Regions from separate parts of the Homo sapiens genome. Here region 2 is linked to region 1. A link is a contact called in ENCODE POLR2A ChIA-PET data. All regions are on one chromosome and are shown on one strand. Each heading gives the region's core, a stretch centred on a gene start or an enhancer-like site at or near the end of the contact. The rest is flanking DNA. Distances are from core to core; before and after follow the strand shown.

Evidence for each region. ChIA-PET counts read pairs that join two places held with the same protein, here RNA polymerase II (POLR2A).
Region 2: POLR2A ChIA-PET joins it to region 1 with 10 read pairs in activated T-cell. The contact joins two enhancer-like sites. POLR2A ChIA-PET finds 5 or more read pairs at or near these places in 3 of 52 experiments (AG04449, activated T-cell and common myeloid progenitor, CD34-positive).

Annotation. Positions count from the first base shown.
Region 1 is chr20:45,814,362-45,821,242 of GRCh38, reverse strand. It overlaps UBE2C (ubiquitin conjugating enzyme E2 C), which reads right to left. Exons shown (of 6, transcript NM_007019.4): 3 at 6,773-6,859; 4 at 5,498-5,702; 5 at 5,330-5,389; 6 at 4,291-4,534. The coding sequence ends at 4,476. Among named protein-coding and RNA genes, the nearest start is that of UBE2C, 5.2 kb to the right of the region's middle. RefSeq lists enhancers at 36-683, 1,980-2,628. Within about 2 kb of position 3,538, at least 2 of the 41 ENCODE cell types and tissues checked have a DNase peak (open chromatin) inside an H3K27ac peak, as active enhancers do.
Region 2 is chr20:46,057,551-46,063,539 of GRCh38, reverse strand. SLC12A5 (solute carrier family 12 member 5) reads right to left here. Exons shown (of 26, transcript NM_020708.5): 26 at 3,390-5,989. The coding sequence ends at 5,935. NCOA5 (nuclear receptor coactivator 5) reads left to right here. Exons shown (of 8, transcript NM_020967.3): 7 at 1-180; 8 at 651-2,549. The coding sequence ends at 1,240. Among named protein-coding and RNA genes, the nearest start is that of NCOA5, 29 kb to the left of the region's middle. RefSeq lists a silencer at 5,916-5,989. Within about 2 kb of position 3,244, at least 2 of the 41 ENCODE cell types and tissues checked have a DNase peak (open chromatin) inside an H3K27ac peak, as active enhancers do.

The DNA.
Region 1 (6,881 bases), core at 2,289-4,788:
AATCATTACTATTTACTGAGTGCCTACTGTATACTATGTCTTACAGACATTGTCTCATTCACTCACATAACATCCCTAGAGGCAGATGTTGTTATCTCCATTTTACAGTTGGAAAACTAAGGCCTAGGGAGGTGAAGTACACAGGCACCCAGATAATAACCTAGGTAGTATCGCCATGTGCTATGTGGTGTGCACGGGAACAAGGCTCTTAATTCTGATGCCATCTACCTGTTATTGGTTCTACCTGGATGTCTTTTTTTTTTTTTTTTTGAAATATATACATATTTTAAAATAGAGATGGAGGCTGGGTGCTGTGGCTCATGCCTGTAATCCCAGCACTTTGGAAGCCGAGGCAGGCGGATCACTTGAGGCCAGGAGTTTGAGACCAGCCTGGCCAACATGGAAAAACCTCCTCTGTACTAAGAATGTAAAAATTAGCCAGACACATGCCTGTAATCTTAGCTACTTGGGAGGCTGAGGCAGGAGAATCGCTGGAACCCAAGAGGTGGAAGTTGCAGTGAGCCAAGATTGCGCCACTGCACTCCAGCTTGGGTGACAGAGTGAGACTCTGTCTTAAAAAATAACATAAGCCAGGCGTGGTGGCTCATGCCTGTAAACTTAGCACTTTGGGAGGCCAAAGCGGGTGGATCACCTGAGGTCGGGAGTTTGAGACCAGCCTGACCAACATGGAGAAACCCCGTCTCTACCAAAAATACAAAATTAGCCAGGTGTGGTGGCACATGTCTGTAATTCCAGCTACTTGGGAGGCTGAGGCAGGAGAATCGCTTGAATGCGGGAGCCAGAGGTTGCAGTGAGCAGAGATCGTAGCATTGCACTCTAGCCTGGGCAACAAGAGTGAAACTCCGTCTCAAAAAATAAATTTAAAAAAAAAAAATCTGATCACGTCACTGCCCTGCTCAAGGCTTCATTAGCTGGCTGTTGCCTCAAGATAAAGTCCAAGTTTTTTTTTTTTTTTTTTTTAAGGACTGAATCTCCCTATCACACAGGCTGAAGTGCAGTGGCACAATTATAGCTCACTGCAGCCTCGAACTCCTAGGTGCAAGTGATCCTCCCTTCTCAGCCCCTAGTTATTTTATTTTTTGTAGAGATGGAGTCTCACTTTGTTACCAAGGCTAGCCCAAGTACCTTAATATGGCCTTCCAGCCTATCATGACCTGACATCTATGCGACTTCCCCATCCTGTATTATTTTTTTTTTTTGAGACAGAGTTTTGTGCTTGTCAGCCAGGCTGGAGAGCAGTGGCGTGATCTCGGCTCACTGCAACCCCCGCCTCCCGAGTTCAAGCGATTCTCCTACCTCAGCCTCCTGAGTAGTTGAGACTACAGGTGCCTGCCACCATGCCCGGCTAATTTTTATATTTTTAGTAGAGATGGGGTTTCATCATGTTGGTCAGGGTGGTCTTGAATTCCTGAGCTCAGGTGATCTGCCCGCCTTAGCCTTGCAAAGTGCTGGGATTATAAGCGTGAGCCACCACGCCTAGCTCTGTATTCCTCTCCTTACATACTCCTGAACTTCTTGCTATCCAAGGAATGTGCATCTCCCTCAGGGCTCAATTTCCTTCTCCAAAAACCTTTCCCTGACCCTCCTATTCTATTGGGTGCTCCACCTGTGAACTTACATAGCAATATGTGAGTTCAGCACCAACATTTATTCAGTGCTTACTATGTGCCAGGCATTGTTCTAAGGTCCTTCCACTGTCTTATGAGGTAGGTACCAGTATTTTCATTTTACGGAGAGGTTAAATGTAACTGCCTACATGTTTACGGGCAACATGGAGGTGGAGCCAGGATCCTGAAACAGTTCTGCTTACCTGGTCTGAGCTTTTCTTTTTCTTTTTTTTTTTTTTTGAGATGGAGTCTTGCTCTTGTTGCCTAGACTGGAGTGCAATGGACGATCTCGGCTCACTGCAATCTCCGCCTCCCAGGTTCAAGCGATTCTTCTGCCGTAGCCTCCCGAGTAGCTGGGATTACAGGCACTCGCCACCATGCCTGGCCAATTTTTTGTATTTTTAGTAGAAACGGGGTTTCACTATGTTGGTCAGGCTGGTCTCAAACTCCTGACCTCAGGTGATCCACCCGCTTTGGCTTCCCAAAGTGCTGGGATTACAGGCATGAGCCACCGTGCCCAGACTGGTCTGAGCTTAATAACTGGGCTGTATGGCACTTATTCCGCAGTCCCCGCTGTTGATGGGCCTGTCTGTCCCCCAAATTCCAGCCTCTTTAAGGGCAGAGCTGTATTTTCCCTGTTTTGTCCCCAGCCCCAAGCAGAGGGCCTTTGTCTTGTAGGAATTCAATAAAATGGGAATCATAATAACCAGAAATTCAAATACTTCCTGACCAGGCTTCTTTCTGTTGCAAGTGCCAGAAATCTAAATCAAACGGACTTAAACCAAAAAGGGATTTGTTAGTTTATCGAACTGGGATGGCAAAGCATGAACTGGAGGCCAGAGTCTCAGTTAATGTCATCTCTCCGACTCCCAGCTGTTTGTCTCTACTTGGCTTTCTTCCGTCTGCAGCGGGCTCCCCCAGCAGCTGAGACTGACTCCCTTCTCTTTTAGCAACCCCATTAGTAAAATAACTTTACTCTCTCCCAGTGATTAATTCCAGACAACACCAGTTGAATCTGAACTACAGTTTAGACCTGTGACTGGCCCAAGGCAGGCCATGTGGCCATCTAAGGTACCAAACACCGTGACCAAGGACCACATGGCAGATGAAAACACATCCACCACAGTTAGTATTCGAAACATTTCTTTTAGAGATAAGGTCTTACTCTGCTGCCTAGGCTGGAGTGATAAGCTTACTATAACCTTGAATTTCTGGCCCCAAGTGATCCTCCCACCTTGGCCTCCCAAGATGTTGAGATTGCTGATGTGAACCACCAGGCCCGGCCAAGATTTATTTATTTTTCTTTTAAAATTTATTATTTGAGATGGGGGTCTCACTGTGTTGCCCAGACTGGTCTTGAATTCTTAAGTTCAAGCAATCAATCCTCCTGCCTCCGCCTCCCAGAGTGCTAGGATTACAGGGAGTGAGCCACCACACCCGGCCCTGGCCAGCATATATTGACTAATTTAGTGCCAGGTTCTGAGCTCTGGTTTTCTCCAGTATCCGCTAACCTAGTGATTTTCAACCGTGGGAGACCTTCAGAACCTGGAGGGCAGTTTGGGGTCAAGAATTTGCCTAACAAGTTCCGGGTGATGCTGCTGCTGCTGGAAGGACCACATTCTAAGAACATTGCTCTAAATTTTGTTCTTAAGCAGACCGCAGCAATGACATCACTTGGAAACTATTTAGAAACCAAAATAAATAAACAGACTGGATCTTAGGCTCCACTTCACACCTACAGAAAAGAATTTAACAAGATCCCAAGTGTATTTGTATGAATGTTAGATTAAGAAAAAACCCAAGAGGAGAGACCTAAGAGCACAATTATAGACATGAAGGGACCCAACTTCCAATCCCAAACCCCTCCCGCTTCAGGCTTGCACAACCAACCAGCTGCTAACAGACCTGAAGGAGTTGGGTGCAAGGTTGGAGCACATCTGGATGCTGCTTATCTACCTTGGAGATCTTCCTGAAGGGCTTTGTGGGGGCCCTATCACTTCAACCTACTCTTCCACCTGCCGACCCTTGTGGGGACCCAGCTGGTCAGCAGGGGTGTTTCCTCCTAGGGGCTCAAAGACTGGAGCCTTCATCAGGCCAGGGGAAAGAGGCAGCCCAAGGGGCTGGGGGCTCCCTGGGGGATATGCAGCAGGAGGCGACTGTGCCCCCTTGGAGGTGGAGCTCCACCGGGGACCTGGGCTAGAGCCTGGAGACCAGAGCTCAGACCTGAGTCCTGCCAGGGAAGGGGCTTTTTTCCTGGCTGTCTCCCCAGGCCCTGGACCTGCTTAGGGTGACCTAAGCATTCTTCTTCAGGACAGAACATGGGTGGCTGTGTGTTGGGATCCCCCCCCCAACACACACGCTTGTTCCTTCTACAGCTATAGGAGTAGGTTTCAGCCTAAGGTCTGGCTCAGCCTCATCTGCAACACAGCTGAGGGAGCTCCAACATTCACTAACATTGCTGGTACACATCACCGACTCCATAGACAGGAGGCATTATTGTGACACTCATTTTATAGATGAAGAAACAGATGCAGAGTCATAAAATAAGGTACAAGGGAATAAATCTTTGTCACCCCATTGCTTGGCCCCACATCCTTAAGTTCCACCTCTGCCTACCCTGAGTACCTCCAACCCTAGTGAAATTACAACGCAACAACTTGTCTAAAAAAGGACAAAAATGCATTTATTTAATATACAAGGGCTCAACCGAGGCTTAATTTAAAAGACAAAAACAAAACAAAAATACCACAGCTCAAGATAAAGAGTCCTATACAGAAATCACAAAAAGGACAGACCATCTAAGGAAAAATTAAAAAGACGACACAAGGACAGGCTGGGCAGCCTGGGTCAGGGCTCCTGGCTGGTGACCTGCTTTGAGTAGGTTTCTTGCAGGTACTTCTTAAAAGCTGGAAGAGAACAGGCAGGTCTCAGTGAGTGATGGAGACAGGATGAGTTAATCTTTACTATTTATTATTTTTGAGATGGAGTCTCACTCTGTTGACCAAGCTGGAGTGCAATAGCATGATGTCTGCTCACTGCAACCTCTGCTTCCTAGATTCAAGTGATTCTCTTGCCTCAGCCTCCTGAGTAGCTGGGACTACAGGTGCCTACCACCATACCCGGTTAATTTTTTTTGTATTTAGTAGAGACGGGGTTTCACCATGTTGGCCAGGCTGGTCTCAAACTCCTGACCTCATGTGATCCACCCACCTCGGCCTCCCCAAGTGCTAGGATTACAGGCATGAGCCACTGTGCCTGGCCCAGGATGAATTAAGGTGGGCAAGAGGCAGCTGGACCAGGGATGCAAAGGTCGGAGGAGGTGGAGGAGGGGCTGGTTTCCCAGCCCGGCATTCTCCCTGCACTGCCCATCTAGGCAGCTCTCCTGGAAGGGCTTGCTTCCAGTGAGACTGGAGGGCACAGGCAAGGCACTCTACTGAATTCCTGGCCTCAAGCTATCCTCCTGCCTTGGTCTCACCAATAATTTCCCAAAATTATTTATCGCCAAACATTTTTATTCTGCTATAAAACAATTGCTATTTTATAGCAAATAGGAGCACTGGGGCAGAAACAGAAGTGGGTTGCTGCCGACACTCCACCCTGCCCCAACCAACCCGGTCCCAAGTCACTGGGCTCCTTTTGTTTGAGGGAGCCTTTGAAGGTTGGGGGAGGGATCACCCTGGGCTCAAGGACTGAGGACTCACCTGTGGGGTTTTTCCAGAGCTCGGCAGCATGTGTGTTCAAGGGACTATCAATGTTGGGTTCTGTGGGTGGAGAGAAAGAGAAGGTCAAGGCGGTAGAAGAGGCTGACCCCAGGGAGTCCTGACAGGTTCCCAAGTTGCATGGAGGGGAGGGGTGGTCTCTAAAGTCACCTCCTAGAAGGCTCTGGATGGAGAGCAGAATGGTCCTGACATCATACAGGGCAGACCACTTTTCCTTCAGGATGTCCAGGCATATGTTACCCTGGGTGTCCACGTTGGGGTGATAGCAGGGCGTGAGGAACTTCACTGTGGGCGCATTGTAAGGGTAGCCACTGGGGAACTCTAGCGAGAGCTTATACCTCAGGTCTTCATATACCTGGCATTTGGAGAAACAGTTGCAGAGTAAGCTCCAGCAGCAGCCTCATGTCCCAACCCAAGCCCCACACAAGGGGCTTGCTAGAATCTTGAGTTTCTCTGGGACCGGACAGTAGACAAACTGTTGAGCTGGTTCTGATGCTCCCCACTGCCTTTTTAAAAAGTTTTTTTAGTTTAGTTTTTATTTTAGAGACAGGGTTTCACCATGTTGCCCAGGCCAGTCTCAAACTCCTGGGCTCATGTGATCTGCCTGCCTCAGCCTCCCAAAGTGCTGAGATTACAGGTGTGAGCCACTATGCCTAGCCTGATGCTTTCCTCTTATCTGGTGGAGACATCAGTGACTCTTTGGTCTAAGGATTGTAAATTGGCATCCTGTGCTTTAGTTCAATTAGAATATTAGTTGCTGGCCGGGCGTGGTGGCTCACGCCTGTAATCCCAGCACTTTGGGAGGCCGAGGCGGGTGGATCTTGAGGTCAGGAGATCGAGACCATCCTGGCTAACAAGGTGAAACCCCGTCTCTACTAAAAATACAAAAAATTAGCCGGGCGTGGTGGCGGGCGCCTGTAGTCCCAGCTACTCGGAGGCTGAGGCAGGAGAATGGCGTGAACCCGGGAAGCGGAGCTTGCAGTGAGCCGAGATTGCGCCACTGCAGTCCGCAGTCTGGCCTGGGCGACAGAGCGAGACTCCGTCTCAAAAAAAAAAAAAAAAGAATATTAGTTGCTAATACGTAAAAATTAGATTTGGCACAGATTTGGACTTCTGACTCATCTTAAACCTGATCTGCAGCAATGGGAAGCTGCCTTCTTGAGATCTGGCCCTATTGGCCAAAGTCCTCACTTCATCCATTTCCTTGCTGTCTGTCCCCCCATGTAAACATCTAAGATAGGCAGCCCTGCTTTAAACCCACCCTTTATTGCACAGAGGGAAAGAACAAGGCCACATGGCTCAGAGAATGTAAACAGTCACAGGAGGAGTGTCTTGCTCCGCCAAAGGCTTGAAGCAGAGCTCGCACTTGGATCTCACTTCCCACCTTTCCCCAGACTCACTCACCCATCCCAGCCCTACACTTACTGTTCCAGCTGCTCCATGGATGGTCCCTACCCATTTGAAAAGGTTGTCTGATTCAGGGAAGGCAGAAATCCCTTTATCGCCAGACATCTGGGGAGAAAACACATTTGTT
Region 2 (5,989 bases), core at 1,995-4,494, 240 kb before region 1:
AAAGAGAGAGAGGAGGCCCTGAGGAGGGAGTGCGTGGGGGCCACCCTCCAGCCATCCAGAGCCTCATCAACCTGCTGGCAGACAACAGGTACCTCACTGCTGAAGAGACTGACAAGATCATCAACTACCTGCGAGAGCGGAAGGAGCGGCTGATGAGGAGCAGCACCGACTCTCTGCCTGGTGAGCTACGTGGCAGGGCCGAGGTGAAGTTCTGACTCTGCATTTCTCTAATCCCCAGGCTCTGTTGGGAGGGTGTCAGGCCCAGGGCTCTTTGGAGTGGGTAAGGGAACTAAGTCCATCCCTTGGGTTCTCCCGTGGGCCACCCATGCTGATATAATGTTAATAATAACTTTATATTTGGGTACTGAATGCTGATCCCTATAGTTAATGTGGTGGATTGACTAGTATTGCTGGCTCCGTGGTAGCCAGGATGGATGCCCTTTTGTTTTTTAGCAGTTCTCTAGGGGAACTAGCCTATTGTTTTCTGTAAACAGCACATATCATGAAGCGGCCTCTTTGGGAAATTGATGTTATCGTCTGTGTACTGTATGATTGATGTGACTCAGTGATTGTTGTTCTTCCTTTGGCTGCTAGGCCTCCTGCCCTTGGGGGGTACTTTGAACCAGATACCTCCCTCTTCTGTCTTCCAGGCCCGATTTCCCGCCAACCACTCGGGGCGACCTCGGGTGCCTCGCTGAAGACACAGCCAAGCTCCCAACCGCTCCAGAGCGGCCAAGTGCTCCCCTCTGCTACACCCACTCCATCTGCACCCCCCACCTCCCAGCAAGAGCTTCAGGCCAAAATCCTCAGCCTCTTCAATAGTGGCACAGTGACGGCCAATAGCAGCTCTGCATCCCCCTCGGTTGCTGCCGGAAACACCCCAAACCAGAATTTTTCCACAGCAGCAAACAGCCAGCCTCAACAAAGATCACAGGCTTCTGGCAATCAGCCTCCAAGCATTTTGGGACAGGGAGGATCTGCTCAGAACATGGGCCCCAGACCTGGGGCTCCTTCCCAAGGGCTTTTTGGCCAGCCTTCCAGTCGCCTGGCACCTGCTAGCAACATGACTAGCCAGAGGCCTGTGTCTTCCACAGGTATCAACTTTGACAATCCAAGTGTACAGAAGGCTCTGGATACCCTGATCCAGAGTGGCCCTGCTCTCTCCCACCTGGTTAGCCAGACCACAGCACAGATGGGGCAGCCACAGGCCCCCATGGGATCTTACCAGAGGCATTACTGAAGCTAAATCTTTCAACTCTCCCCAGTCCCCTCATCCCCTGGCCTCCTCCCACTTACTTGTTCTAAATAGAGCTGTTTGGAGGATGTTCTCTGCGCTCCCAGGCCGGCATCGAGTGTCATCAATTTCTACCACCTGCTCTCTCTTCTGCCCAAGGCTGTGTTGCTTATTCCTTACAAAGTTTATACTGCATTTGGGGCTGTATCTTTTTTTGTTTTTTGTTTTGTAGAAAATAAATATCTCCGGGGGCAGTACAGGTGTCTGGGCTTGTATTTGATGGGGTTTCTCCGGTCCCTGTTTCTACTGGATTTGGAGCCAGGCCCAGCTAGCCAAGTTTGGAATGGCATTTGTCATGTCAGTAGCCACCACCTTTGTTCATTGTGAACCTACCAAGGCTTTCCAGCTTCATACACATTGACCAGAGCTCAAGCTCCTGCCTGCAACTCCTGCCTAGAGTTGAAGAAAAGCAAACTGGCCTTGGCAGGCACAGTGTCATCATACCCTCACCCCATATGTTTGGGGTCTGCTTGAGGATTCATAAATCAGCCACTCTGGATTGTTGAGGAATGGCCATGGCAGCCACAGAAAAAAGAATTTTTCTCTCTGAGCCAAGGTTGTTTTTTGTTTTTTTCTCTTTTCTTTTTTGTTTTCATTTCATTGGAAGATCTCCAATGGACTGAACAGCTCCAGTCAGCAGCAGTTACCACAAACTGTGAATCTGGGCCCCACCACTCTTCCCTGTTAACCAGTTCTGTCAGCATCCCCCTCTCCAGCAGCACTTCCATGAAGTTGGTTCTGAGACTCTGGCCGTGAACACCCGTTTCTTCAGTGATTTGTTTTGGGCTTTTGGCTCAAAACCCCAGGCTCTTGTTTTTGTCTAGACTCTTATTCTGTTTCCTGAGCAGCAGGAGGTAGGGACCACTTTGATGTCAGACTTCTGGTAGCTGGACATGTTCTCGAGATGGGTGGCTGTTCGCGACTTTTGTACCAGAGTGAAATTGTTAGAAGGAGGGTTTCTGGCTGTGGTTCTAAATGGAGCCCCAGGAAGCTGCCCTCTCCCCAGGGTTTGTGCTCAGTAGAGCCCTGTGGATCACAGTCTTGAGGTCCTCTAGCAGGGGTGAGGGAGAGCAGCGACTTCAGCTGAGTCCCTGCCAGTGGTTAAGCAAACAATGGTTTCAAAATTCAAGGTCCCCAAATGGCAGCATTTTATGTTCTGACCTGTTTGTGTTATATAGTGGTTTTTTTTTTCCTCTTTGGAACTCTTGTGTTGTTAATAAAATGAAATGATTACTTTTTAATTAAAATGAAAAAAGTAAAAGCTTTGTTCATCTTTTTTGGGTGTGAATATGCTCTTTGCAGGATGCTTTCCCCAAGTCAGAGGTGAGGGCTCCTGTCTCGAGGACTCTGGTCTGCCCCCTTTTGTCCTCAGCATATGATCCGGCCTCAAACCTCTTTGAACCCTGCCTTCTCTTCATAGGTAGCTCACTTAGAGGCTTTAATAACAGTTCAGAGCAAAGGCCTGTTGGCTAATTATAGTGCTGTGTTCAACATCCTGCTTCTGGTAGACATTCATTGTGTCAGCAGCCTTGTCCTCTTATTCTAGGAAAGGAAAACAGGATGTGAGGAGGCCATTTGTGGTTAATGGCCATTGGTAGGGGGGCACTTCCTGTTTTCATTTTGTCTCAGTTGCCACCCTCTGTTCTACCCATTGTGCAGGGAGTTGGCAGAATTCATAGAACCTGAAGGAGCCTTGAAGAGCATTTAATAACTTGGGGTGGGTGTGGTGAAGTGGGTGGCACAGGCCTCCAGTGAGTTAGGGACCAACGTGCCAAGAGCACTGAGCCTCACCAGTTAAGTGTTCACTGCCTCCTGGGGGTATCAGTGCAGCCTGACACCTACACTTAGAAAGTGCTCACTACCTCCTAGAAGATGCCAGTGCAGCCTGACACCTAGTAAGTGCCTGCCAGTCTCTTAGGAGATGATAGTGCTGCTCTCCAGGCCAGGGCCCTGGAGCTATCGGTGGATAAATTAGATCACCAGACCTGGGCCATTAGCCCATCTCTTCTGTCGGTGGTCAGTGTTTCTGATTTAAGAGTGTGGGGTCCTCCTGGAGGGCCCCCTGGAGTGTCCAAACAGCACATCTCAGGCCATGAAGGGTATAATAAAATTATTTTTATTGCATTTTGTGCAGACGGGAGTCTAAAAAAGTAACACAGTAAAAGCCATAAAGCATTAAATGGGAGCATTCAACAATAAAGGAAAGAACCAACCCTCTCCTTTTCATATTGGCACAAAGAACACAAGATCAATACTGAGGCAGGATGCGGCATACTGAACACTTACACTGAAAATTAAAGGCAGGCCTAATAATAATAGCAGTAATAGTAATAAATACTCTTGATTTGGTTTGCAACCTCTCCTATTTACAAGGGTTTTCAACTTCATTGCATTGCCCTGCACATAGATCATCTAAAACAAAAGCAACACTAGTTATCACTACAAGGCTATTGAAATATTGCACTCAGAATAAAAGTCACTTGAATGGACATGAAACATCTAACTACAGTGATTATAAAGATAACTTGATGAATGACTTGTGATAACATTCATAACAAATATTGCACATGTAGCACAGAAAACTTGGGTTTTTGTTGTGGGATGTCTGTTTCATCAACGGAAACTTTGCTCTTGCCAACCAGACAATCTGGGCCCAGATAGTGCAACTTTGGTTCCCTAATTGATGTTGATACAGCCCCCTTCTGCACAGCCCATCACATCAGCTCTGGAATATTCAGGCCCCCAGAAGGCAGGACCTGGCTGTGGTGTTCAGAGGGAGGTCTACTGAAGGATGCAGGGGGCTGGTGTCTAACACCTCCAGCTTCCTGATTGAGTACCTGAAAGAATCTATCCAGTCCCCTGATCGAATCTCAGAGGGGACTTGGTGTAACTGGCAGACCTCCAAACCTACCCCAGCCACACCTGACGCTGTCTGGGTGGCGCCAGCTCCAGCTCTGCCTTGGGCTCAAAGGAAAAGAGGTGGTGAGGTCCGGATTACTCAGTGGCGCCAGCTCTGGGAGGTGCGTGAGATGTCAAGCTAGGTGCGCAGGTCAGGGCCCTGGGGCTGGAGGTACTGTACCCAGTCCCAGATGGTGCTGGAACGAGCATGCAGTGCCTGACCCCCTTAGTAATGTGCCCTAGGGGAAGGGAACCCGGCCACCGCGCCTTCTCTAAGGACAGAGCACGCCTCAGACCAGGCTGGTGGAGCGGAAGGGCCAAGGATGAGCTGGGGAAGCCAAAGGCCCTGGGTCCTAGTTAGAGGAGAGCAGACAGGCGCTAAGGACAAAGCGCGTGCGACTCCAGCCCTCCCTCAGGCCCAGGTCCCCGGGAGACGGAGCTAGAGGCCGCTGCTAAGCAGCGAGGCCCGGCCCCAGAGCACGGAGAAGGCGGCTGGGTCCCTCAGGCGAGACAGGAGCTGCCAGATGGGGACGGGGGAGGAACATCACGGGCGGCTCTGGGGCCTCTCAGTGGGTCCGGCCCCTAAACCAGAATCGGCCCCCTCCTCCCTCACTTGTCCCAGGGAGGAAACTCCGGGGAGGGGGCGCCCTCCAGCTCCACAATTTCAGTCTTTGGCGAGGAGCCATGGGATACGGGGAGCAGGCGACAAGCCGACTGAGGAGAGACGCCTGCTCCCCAGCGAAGGCACCGGGGCGGGGCTTCCTCGGTGGGGCGCGGGCCTCTCGGTTTCTTCCTCTTGAGGAGCACCCCTCCCCTATCCTGGCCCCAACTTGCATAAGAGCCGATGAGAAGAGGTTGCTCGCGTCTCTGCAGCCGCAGTGGAAGCTCACGTCCGCTGGGAGGCGAATCCAGGAAAAGTTGGACCCTTGTCTCACCTCATCTCGGAAAAGGACTGGAGAGGAGGGTGGGAAGCCAAGGGCGCGCGGAAAGGGCGAAGAGGCGAGAGCAGGACGGAGGTGTCGAGGGAACGAGGCCACGACCCCCGCCTGGGCCTAAAGCACTTTCGCTCTCAAACTCTTGGACGTCAAGGAAAATTCAGCTTCCCGAGGCCTCGCCTCCCCGCAGTGCCCCCAGCGGGAGAGCTCGACTATGGCGAGAAGTCTGTTGCGCTTCTAGTCACATAAATATGGGGACGTTAAAAATACACGCGATGTCTCCTGTACACTATGTATAGGCTCGGCCGCCCGCGCCCCACGGCTCGGCGAGAAGGGGCGGCGGAGACGGCAAGCGCGGCCTTCCCACCCCGCGGGCCTCCGGGCCGCCGGGAGCCAGGGAGCAGCGCCGGAGGAGCGCAGAGCGAGGACCGCGGCGGGAGTGGGAAGGGGAGGAATGGGCCGCATGGACTACCTGGGGGTCCCCAAGGCCCCAGCTCCTCTCCTTTCCGCGCCTTCTCCCAACCTTTATTGCAGCGTCTCCTCCGGCGAGACGAGGCCGGGCTTAGAAAAAGGGCAGCGAAGACCCAGGGGCCAAACTGGCACTGAGGAGCTCTGGTCTCTGCGCGGCGGGGCGCCCTCTCCGAATCAGCCCCAACAGGCGTGGCCTCCGGGCTTCAGGCAGCGGGGTAAGGGGCCAGGACACGGGCACAGGGTCTGTATGTAAACGGTGACAGCGGCGGGGGGCGCGGCGAGGGCTCCGGAGCCGCGGGCCGGGCGCGCTCGGGCCCGGGTGGCAGGTCCTGGTTCTCAGGAGTAGATGGTGATGACCTCGCGGCCGCCGCCGCGGACCAGCATCACCCGG